2 separate regions of the Homo sapiens genome follow, and region 1 is linked to region 2. A link is a loop called in an ENCODE intact Hi-C map of the cell type or tissue named here. Cell type or tissue: uterus. All regions are shown on one strand. Each heading gives the region's core, and the rest is flanking DNA. Links, peaks and the distances in the headings are about the cores only. Region 1 overlaps SPTBN5 (spectrin beta, non-erythrocytic 5). Region 2 holds the start of EHD4-AS1 (EHD4 antisense RNA 1).

Region 1 (5,430 bases), core at 1-5,000, 60 kb after region 2:
CCTGCCCCAGCCTCTGACCCCGGCTTCCCCCGCAGTCCCTAGAGCGTGAAGTGGGCCGCCTCTGCCAAAGAAGCCCCGAGGCAGCCCACGGCCTCAGGCACAGGCAGCAGGAGGTGGCTGAGAGCTGGTGGCAGCTCCGGAGCAGGGCCCAGAAGCGGTATGAACCCGCAGGCCTTGCCCTCGCCGACCCATCCTCCAGCATCTCAGTCCCCACACCTCCCCTCAGCCCCTGTGTTCCCCTAGGATTCCTTCTCCACCCTTCAAATAACTGTACTGTCCTCCCAGTAACTCCCAGCCCATGGGCCCTCCTGTGGTTGAGGGGATTAAGGGACAGAAGACACCAGTGGGCATGGGGGAGAGGGGTTTGAAGGCCTGACGACTAGCTGATGAGCGCTGTGGGCAGGAGGGAGGCGCTGGATGCCTTGCACCAAGCTCAGAAACTCCAGGCAATGCTGCAGGAATTGCTGGTCAGCGCCCAGAGGCTGCGGGCTCAGATGGACACGAGCCCCGCTCCTCGCAGCCCTGTGGAAGCCCGGCGTATGTTAGAAGAGCATCAGGAGTGCAAGGTGAATGGGCAGCTGGCCCAAGCCTTTCCCAGGCTCTCAGCTCCGCCCTGCCCTCCCCTTCCTCTCATCTCCTTGCTCTTGGGCCTCCTGAGTGTCCCGCCCTGCCTATCTCCTCCAGCCTCCCGCTCCTCAGCTGCTTCCCCACCTCTCTCCTGCCTGCTGGGCTGCTTCCAGCCCCCAGTGATCTGAGCCCAGTCCTGTTCCAGGCCGAGCTGGACTCCTGGACAGACAGCATCAGCCTGGCCCGAAGCACTGGGCAGCAACTGCTCACAGCGGGGCACCCCTTCAGCTCCGACATTCGCCAGGTGCTGGCTGGCTTAGAACAGGAGCTGAGCAGCCTGGAAGGGGCCTGGCAGGAGCATCAGCTACAGCTGCAGCAGGCCCTGGAGCTACAGGCAGGCACAGTCCCATCCCCAGCCTGCATCTTGCCCCCCCGAACAGGGCCTGCGCTGACCCCACAGCCTCTGGTCAAGGCTAAGACTGGAGGGGCTGCTGTGCCAGGGACTTCCCCACCACTCAGCACTCCTGCCTTCCAGGACCCTGGTTCCCTAACCTGTGCCACTGGAACAGTCACTCCAACTGCAGTGGCTGGACCCTCCACCGACTGTCTCTTGCCTTTTCCTTTGTTCTCAGCTGTTTCTGAGCTCAGTGGAGAAGATGGAACGTTGGCTTTGCAGCAAGGAAGACTCCCTAGCCAGTGAGGGTCTATGGGTAGGTGCCCAGCAGGAATGGGCAGGAGGGGGGAATTACCAGAGCAGCATTAGGGGTCAAACCAGCCAGTGCTGCCTGAGCTCCCTAGGCCAGGGATCCTCCCCTTCGGGGCCATCTCCCCACCCTGGGCCACATCCGTCACTGGGCAGTTACTTACCCGTCATCTAGAGCAGTTCCCATGCAGCTGTGGGCAGGCCCCACCGCGAACACCAAGGAGCTTCTAGAGTGCCTGTGTGGGCCTGACCCATTCTTGCCACCTCACCCCTGCCCTCCTCGCTTCCCAAATGCCTAGAGGTTGGCTTTTCCCGCCACTGCCCCAACCCTGAAGCAGACGAGTGTAACTTATAGGAGACCTCAGAGGATAACTGGGGACTAACATGGTCCTCCAGGGAGTGCAGAGGAGGGAGCTTTCACCTTAAATGAAAAAGCTCTGCTTGCCTCAGAGATTCTGGCTCTTGATCCCTAATCCAAATGCCTCCCCTGGCTGGGAATCACTGTCCTAAAGCTGGAAACAGCCTTGAGGGATGTGAGGGATGTGTTTGGGCGGAGCAGCCGCTCTGTGGATGAGCATTTGGTAGGATGGTTCTAGGTGGGAAGGCAGGTAGCCTGGGATGGGAGGGGGAGGCTCATGGACAGTATTGGGTTCCCCACTCCCACCAGGACCCCTTGGCCCCCATGGAGCCCCTTCTGTGGAAGCACAAGATGCTGGAGTGGGACCTGGAGGTGCAGGCGGGAAAGATCAGTGCTCTGGAGGCCACGGCCCGCGGCCTGCACCAGGGTGGGCACCCCGAGGCCCAGAGTGCCCTGGGCAGGTGCCAGGCCATGCTTCTGAGGTAGTGGTGGCTCTGGGGTGAGGGGTGCTGTGGGCAGGCTGGCACAGGCATCTGGCATCCCGGTTCTTCCCTTCCCACCCTTCCACTACTTGGCCCAGGCTCACCAGCCTTGTCCAAGGACTGAGGTCAGATGCCGGGGGTCCCCACCACCCCTGGCCCTGCAATGTGTCTGCCTGTTATGGACATCAAACACCACGTGGAAAATCCCACTTCCTTCTTCATTCAGTTGAGATCAAAGGGAGTTTAAAGAGAGGCTTATGCTAGGAGACCAAGAGGAAATCATCTCACGAAACGGAAGGTCGCAGGGCACAGAGGTCAAGCATCGGCCTTCCAGGGTCACAGTCCTGAGTCCCTGTGCTGCCCACTAATGGCAGGACTCAGACAAGTTCCTCCTCTCGGCAGCTGAGCCTCACATCCTGGGCTTTAACGGCTGTGATGAGGACGAAAGCACTGTGCTGGCCCCACAGGCAGGCTAGCAGAAGTCTTAGTTCATCTAACTGAAGTTCAGACACAGATGCATGTGACCTGCATGGCCCATGAGACCCCAGCTCTGCAGTTCTTTTTCCCTGTAAAAGCTCATCAGGTTTGGCTGCTTCATGCAGCTCCTCAGACTTTTAGATCAAGGCAGATACGGTCAAAAGCCAGATCCCAGACTGGTGGGGGCTTTTGTCCTTCTCAGAGAGCCGATCAGAGAGCCAACCAGCACCCACAAATGCCATGGCTCCTTGTGCTGGTGTCCTGGCAGTGGTCGCGGCCACCCCCTCTCCATTCTTGCAGGTGGACCACACCTGGGTACCTGTGGAGGTCTTTGAATTAACAGAATGCAAACTTTGCTTTGCTGGTCTTTGTCACCACCCCCTACCCCAGTCACCTTAGGTGGTTCCTGGCAGGCTCAGCTTCCCCCAGCACAGTGCCACCCTGACTTCTAGCCCCTGGCTTCTGCCCTCCTGCAGGAGGCAGATCGTCCCCCTGTGCTTGTGTCTGCCCCAGTTGCCTCCTCTCATAAGGTCACACTGGATTAGGACCCACCCATATGACCTCATTTTCACTTAATTACCTCTTTTAAAGACGCTGTCTCCAAAAACACTTCTGGAGTTAGGCCTTCAACATAAGAACTCAGTGGTACAGGCTGGGTGCAGTAGTTCACGCCTGTAAACCCAGCACTTTGGGAGGCCGAGGTAGGTGGATCATTTGAGGTCAGGAGTTCAAGACCAGTCTGGCCAACATGGGGAAACCCTGCCTCTACTAAAAATACAAAATTTAGCTGGGCCTGGAGGTGTGAGCCTATAGTCCTAGCTACTCGGGAGGCTGAGGCAGAAGAATTGCTTGAACCCGGGAGGTGGAGGTTGCAGTGAGCCGAGATTGTGCCACTGCACTCCAGCCTGGGTGACAGAGTGAGACTCTGTCTCAAAAACAAAAACAAACTTGGGGGTACAAAATCCGGCGCATAACAGACACAAATACAGAGGGGGAGTGCAATGTACCTTTATTCCAAAGGAAACTCCAGACTCAGAGTATATTCATACCCGAGAAAGCCTAGGCTGGACGGGCACCCCACCTGGCCCCGGGGGTGGCTCCAGGCCCATGAGCCTCTCCTCCTGGCAGGAAGGAGGCGCTCTTCAGGCAAGCCGGGACCCGCCGCCATCGCCTGGAGGAGCTCCGGCAGCTGCAGGCCTTCCTGCAGGACTCCCAGGAGGTTCGCCTCGCTTGGAGAGGGAGGCGGTCATGGTGGGGAAGGAGTCGACCCAGGGAAAGGCCACCCTTCCTCTGGGGTATCCCAGAGGTCAGGGGAAGGGGAAAGCCCTGGACAGCAGGCCTGTCCTCCCCATGTGCCCAGGTGGCTGCGTGGCTGAGGGAGAAGAACCTGGTGGCCTTGGAGGAGGGTTTGCTGGACACAGCCATGCTGCCAGCACAGTTACAGAAGCAGCAGAATTTCCAGGCGGAGCTGGACGCGAGCATGCACCAACAGCAGGAGCTGCAGCGGGTGAGGCCCTGCAGGCAGGAGGGTGGTGGGACAGCTCTCCAGGCAGAACACAGGACAGTGCCCCAGAGCTGGTGCTGAACCACAGTAACGGTGGCCAGCGTTATCCAGTACTTTCTGCATGCAGGCACCTGGCTAAGCGGTTGTTTAGGCAGAAGTGTAGTGAGAAGAAGTTGCTTTCCGGCGGGCAGGGGGGGCACCCTCTCCAAAAATGGCAGCTTTTCATTAATTTTAAAGATAACATTTTGATGTGAACAGGACATAGCCACCAGTCCTGTGAGCGAAGGAGTCAAAACATAGCCACTTTGAGACAGGGTCTTGCTCTGTCACCCAGGCTGGAGTGCAGTGGCAAGATCTCAGCTCACTGCAACCTCCGCCTCCCAGGCTCAAGTGATCTTCCCAGCTCAGCCTCCCAAGTAGCTGGGATCACAGGCCCACACCACTACATCCAGCTACTTTTTTGTATTTTTGGTAGAGATGGGGTTTTGCCATGTTGTCCAGGCTGGTGTTAAACTCCTGAGCTCAGGCGATCCACCTGCCTCAGCCTCCCAAAGTGCTGGGATTACAGGAATGAGCCACTGTGCCCAGCATAGCACTTTTTAAAACATTCTCTTTTCCACCTGCAAAGGCAGGTCCTGACCCCAGGCTGGCTCCCTCTGATATAAATCACCCTGCTAAGTATTTTATATGACTTATCTCATTTAAACAAAATAACCATTATTTTCTCTATGATACGGATGAGGAAAATGAGGCTTAGGTAAAGAAAGTTGCTCAAGATCATGCAGCTGGACCGCAGGGACTCTGCAGCTCTAGTGCTGGTGGTCAGAGTCAACACAAGTGCCCTGGTACCAGCAGTCCTGAGTCCACAAGGTGTGTTTCATGTTGTGGCTGCAGGAGGGACAGAGGCTGCTGCAGGGGGGCCACCCAGCCTCGGAGGCCATCCAGGAGCGACTGGAGGAGCTGGGAGCACTCTGGGGTGAGCTGCAAGACAACTCCCAGAAGAAGGTGGCCAAGCTCCAGAAGGCCTGTGAGGTGAGGTTGTGCAGGCCGAGGGGTGGCTGGCCGGGCTCCAGGACACTCCCCTCCTGCCTACCTCACTTTCTACCCTAGGCCCTGCGTCTGCGGCGGAGCATGGAGGAACTGGAGAACTGGCTGGAGCCCATCGAGGTTGAGCTGAGAGCCCCCACTGTGGGCCAGGCCCTGCCTGGGGTGGGCGAGCTCCTGGGCACACAGAGGGAGCTGGAGGCAGCAGTGGACAAGAAGGCCAGGCAGGCTGAGGCACTGCTGGGCCAGGCCCAGGCCTTTGTGAGGGAAGGCCACTGCCTTGCCCAAGATGTGG
Region 2 (5,207 bases), core at 208-5,207:
ATGCTTAAAGTAGCAAAATAATCCTAACTTTGTAGGGGGAGGTGGTAAGCAGACCAACCTCTCCCAGCTTTGATCATTCCTTGCTCTCTTTTGGACACGGTGATTTCTACTCCTTTGATTGTGTTGCCTGATGTGTGACAGACCGTCCTCTTACACCTGCTCAGGGACAGAACAAACACAGCTCTGCCTACCTGTACTTCTCGAACTATATTAAGCTCTCATTGTTGCTTTAACACAAGAAAATATGGATATGTACCTGTTCCTCCAGACATGAGTATTGGCGTCACTTATAGTAAACTTAAATCTGGCAGCTCTGTTCCTAATAACTTTTGATTTCACTATAGCATTGAAATGGCATCTTTTTTAAAGATGCTTAAATTAACTGTTAGGAACTCAAATTTAAGTTAAAGTTTAAACACAAGTGTTGCAATCAAAGGTAACCATTCAACCCAGGCGGCCCTGGGAGGAAGAGAGACTGCATCTGCACGGCTGGGTTGGCACAAGCACGGCAGGGTTGGCGCGAGCGCAGCTAGCAGCAGCAGCTGTGTTTCAGTTTGGGTGGCAGGTTTCTTTCGGAACCGACAGTAAGAGGTATTCCGAAATCTTAAATGGGGGTGAGGGGAGGATTGTTTACCAATTGTGGTTTTGTTTGTTTTGTTTTGTTTTGTTTTTGTGACAGGGTCTCACTCTCTCACCCAGGCTGGAGTATAGTGGTGGGTCCATGGCTCACTGCCTCAAACTCCTGGCCTCAAGTGATCTTCCTGCCTCAGCCTCCCAAGTAGCTGAGCCCACATGCATACGCCACCACACCCAGTTAATTTGTTTTTATTTTTTGTAGAGACAGGGTCTCACCATATTGCCAGGTGGTTTCAAACTCCTAGCCTCAAACAATCCTCCCGCCTCTGCCTCCCAGAGTGCTGGAATTACAGGCATTAGCCACCGTGCCCAGCCTTATCATCACTTTCAATAGCAAACCAAAGAAGCTGATTCTAACTAATTTAAGCAGAAAAGAAAATGTTTTGGAGAATTTGTCACAGGATTAATGGGAAAGTTGGAGAACTAGGCTTAGAAAAGAGTTAGGAAGCCGCCACCACCATGAGTAAATTCTTATTTTCACTGTGTCTTCGTGTCATTTCCCCAAGGTTCAGCACTCCTCTCTGGTGGAAGGAAGTGAATGTCTAACTCTAGATCACATGCTTATGCCCCAGCTTGCTAAGGAATGGGGCGAGGGACTCTCTGCCACACCTTCAGCCTCCACAACCCATAAAGGATACCTCCTGACCCAACAGGAAGGGTATTCAGCAAAAGCAACTCACATTCACTCCATGTGCACAGCGTTTTCTTTGATCTGTTTCTGAACCTTCAGATACCCCATCTGATCACTAGGAAGACCACGTGGGAGAGTGGTCAGGTCAGCATGGTGAATCAATCATCTCTCCTGGAAAAGCAAGTCCCCATGCAGGTCCATCTATGGGTGGCTCCAAAGCATCTTCCCGGCACCCAGCAAACAGCCAGTTCATTCATCCGCTGGGGACCTACAATCCTGTGAGCTAGGGCTGTCTGTGCACACGTCTGTCTCAAATGGCAGTAGCACTTAGTGTTACCCTAGGAGGCAGTTTGTTCTGGCCTTTCAGGGACAGAACTCAGAGTGAAACCTTGACTATGTGTGACCCTGTCAGTAGGTCTTTGATATTCCTCTGACCTAAACTGGCTGCTGACAGCAATGAAAATAAACTCTGGCCCACATTCCGAGAACTGCCTTTGTCTTCCTTATCCCCAAGGAGTCAGGGAGTGCCGCAGTGAGACAGAACAGAGAAATGAAAAGCATGAACTGGAAGTATCCACGCGTGTGGCGGCATAAACACCACACTCAGGACAGCGGCCTGCTAGTGGGGGGAAGGGCTCAGGGAGGGGTGCACAGGGGGCTTCAGCGTTACCAACTGTCTTGTTTTCTTTATGAAAAATGGACCTGAATCCAGTTTGCTTGTTCAGCTATTCCTCTAACACCTGTTCTTCAAATGCATGGAAACCTTAGTCCGCAGACCCTCTTTATTTTCACCTAATAGATTATTCACCTCAGATACTTTTTCCTCTGCCTTGGATTCACACCTTCTCCACCCCCACAGCCAACCAGGGTCTCACAATCGATGTTGACATTTTTGTATTTGTGCTATAGTCTGTATCCACAGATGGTTGAGTATTTTGTATTTTAACATTTTACATGAATGTTATCATGCTGTATATGTCCTTTTGAAACTAAGCTTTTACTCTTGTTCTTTTCTGGAGATTTACCTGTGTTGACAAGTGAAGATCTAGTTCCTTCTCACCACCGTATGGTATTTTGTTATCTAAAGAAACGATACTTGGTTTTAAAACATATCTGAAATAGCAAACAAAGCAAAGTGTCAACATTTGTTAAAATTATGTGGTAGGTACATCAGCATTCATTATATGACTTACAGATGTTTATGTATGTTTGAAAGTTTTCAAAATCTAAAAGAAGAGGGGAGACGACCCCTAGCATGGGGGTCAGGCAGGTGACATCTCAGCACTAGCTGGGCTGGATTGAGACTCTGCTTCTGCAACTAGTCAGACTGAGATTAAAAGTCAACTTTGTGGGCTTGGCCTCCTCTTGTTTGCTTTTCGTGGGAATCTGCCTCCCTGGGGAAAGGCCTGAGAGCCTTGACCTTGGGCTGAAGAGTGTTTATGCAGCTGCATGATTTGTGGAGGTGGTCAGAATAGGCTGGACAGAATTTGCTGTGGGCCAGGCCATTTTAAAAAAAGAAATTGGCAAGAGACCATTTTACACAATGGCTGTGATACGTAATGTTAAAAAAATATTCACAATATACCTGAGTTATAAATAGTCCAAAGATAAATATTGATCACAACACTGGCTGGGCCAACCTTTGACCTCCTCAGCACTCTACAAACTTGGGTTAATTGAAGGCGATGCCTCTTCTGTTATGCTTACTGGATACCCCCATGGGATGCCAGGTGGCCTCTGGTTCTCTTTCTTCTGTATTTGGGGCTTTCAGAAAAGTGAGACTTTTCAGAAGTAAGATCTTTTGACCCATGGCCTGTGTTTTTATAAAACCATTGATCAATTCTGCCATCAAGCAAAAGGTCTGTATTAGGTGAAATAAAACACTCATGAGGACTAAATGAAATCGCAGATATGAAAGTCAGCAATTCCCAAAGTGACCATGAGCCCCATTCTCTTTCCTCCCTCCTCCTGTGGAAGGGCTCCCCAGGTCCTTCCCACCCGGATTCATCCAGCCCGTGATTTTCATGTCACCAGGCCTCCACTGCCTCCAGGTTGGAGACAGGGCTCTCTCCCTGGCAGCTGCTGGAGAGCGAGACTGTTCCTGAGCCGCCCATTAAACGTGTCTCCTGCAGCAGTGGCTACACTGACGTGTCCTTCTCTCCACCCAGGCTATGACTTCTGCCAGGTCCTGCAGTGGTTTGCCGAGAGGGTGGACAGGATCATCCTGCTCTTTGACGCTCACAAGCTGGACATCTCAGATGAATTCTCAGAGGCCATCAAGGCCTTCCGGGGCCAGGACGACAAGATCCGTGTCGTGCTGAACAAGGCCGACCAAGTGGACACGCAGCAGCTGATGCGGGTCTACGGGGCCCTCATGTGGTCCCTAGGCAAGGTCATCAACACGCCCGAGGTACTGCGCGTCTACATTGGCTCCTTCTGGGCGCAGCCCCTGCAGAACACGGACAACCGCCGGCTCTTCGAGGCTGAGGCCCAGGACCTCTTTAGAGACATCCAGAGCCTCCCCCAGAAGGCAGCGGTGCGCAAGCTCAACGACCTCATCAAGCGAGCGAGGCTGGCCAAGGTAAGCCAGGAGATGCCTTGCACAGAGGCCAGGGGCTGGGACTCTGCTGTCTCCTCTCCAGAGGCAAGATGGGTGGGAGGAGGCTTCGTTCCAGAAGGCTTAAGGAATGAACATGCGCTAGGTTAAGAATACAGCCTCGAGGTCAGGTGGCCCTGCTGACACCCTAGCTCCTGGCTCTGCACTCCTGGGCAGATGACTAACCCTGTTCTCCAATCTGTACCATGGAGCTAATAAGAGCACTTCACAAGAACTTGGGGTGACAGTTGGTCAGTGTGACAGAGCACTTGGCATAGTGCCTGGTGCACAGGGAGGGGGATCAATCAGTGCACCCACTACATGGTAGCTGTTAGGATGTCAGGACGATAGGAATATAACCAACCAAACCTGAAAGAGGTGGCATTGGTGAGACCAACAGGATGCTGAGAGGCCACTGCTAGTCCCCGTGCACCAAAGGCCAGTGTTACCACCTGGATCCAGGGGAGCCCTGGGAAGAAGTATGGCTCAGTCTTACTCTTGGAGTGTGCTGGTTTTGGGTCACCCCCGCATCCTCATTCTGGGCTGCGGGCTGTTAGCCTGCATGCCTGGGCTCCTGGCTCGCCTGCCTCATAGCTGAGCCTTTCAGCAGCCCCAGGAGTGTGTGCCCAATGGGGCAGTGAGAGGTGACCTGCTGACATCCCTCAAGTGACAGAGTCAATTCATGTCTCCAAAGAGAGAAAAGCATATCCCTCCTCCAAGAGAAAATACAGAGAAAAAAATGGCTCTTTAAAAAATATGTGCATGTTTCATAAAATCATTGTCCTCTAATGCTGGAAGTGCCTTTAGAGTTTTATCTAGTCCTAGTGAAGTTCAAACCTGGCTGATCATCAGAAGCAACATACATTCCCAGGCCCTGCCCCAGAGCCTCGGATATAGGGGTGTGCGTGCACACATGGCCTTGTGTGAATATGCATGTGTGTAAACATGCGCGTGTGTGTGTGTGTGTGTGTGTGTGTAAAGCTCCCTGGGTGATTGGCTATGTGCCAGTCATGGTATGGATGCTGCCATGAGTGCTCTGGGAAGGGTGACTACGTGCCTGGCCAGGAGGCAGGGAGGGCTTCCCTGATGGGGACAGCCAAGGTGGGGACAATTCTTCCTCCTTCTTGCTGCTCATTAGCAGCCTGTCCTCGTGCCAGTGTGCTCACTGGGCAGCCTCTTGCCTGGGTGAAAACAAACACCGTCCTGGCTGCTGCTGCCCCTCACACAGGACCTCGATGTCCTGTGTCCCTCTCTGTCACGTGTGTCCCAGTGCGTGTGCATGCATTCCTCCCATATGGCTCAGCTAACCTGCAGTGGTGTGGTGCTTGTGTGAGTCATCCTTCT

What was found. Peaks named below come from ENCODE experiments on the same cell type or tissue, not always from the same donor. Only the 100,000 strongest peaks of a DNase experiment are listed, where the experiment ranks them.
Region 1: it touches region 2 in a loop (4-fold over the local background); 5 of 110 quality-filtered maps call a loop at or near these places.

What each region holds. Positions count from the first base shown.
Region 1 is chr15:41,857,266-41,862,695 of GRCh38, reverse strand. It overlaps SPTBN5 (spectrin beta, non-erythrocytic 5), which reads left to right. Exons shown (of 68, transcript NM_016642.4): 43 at 36-157; 44 at 404-566; 45 at 773-961; 46 at 1,200-1,277; 47 at 1,938-2,110; 48 at 3,716-3,806; 49 at 3,948-4,094; 50 at 4,986-5,123; 51 at 5,202-5,430. Among named protein-coding and RNA genes, the nearest start is that of MIR4310, 6.6 kb to the left of the region's middle. In uterus, for the core only: no CTCF peak of the experiment used is centred there; a DNase peak (open chromatin) is centred at 2,445.
Region 2 is chr15:41,917,851-41,923,057 of GRCh38, reverse strand. It overlaps EHD4 (EH domain containing 4), which reads left to right. Exons shown (of 6, transcript NM_139265.4): 4 at 3,436-3,848. It overlaps EHD4-AS1 (EHD4 antisense RNA 1), which reads right to left and starts at 1,641. Exons shown (of 4, transcript NR_120332.1): 1 at 1,317-1,641. RefSeq lists enhancers at 3,150-3,649, 5,053-5,207. In uterus, for the core only: no CTCF peak of the experiment used is centred there; a DNase peak (open chromatin) is centred at 2,665; H3K27ac peaks cover 1,096 bases.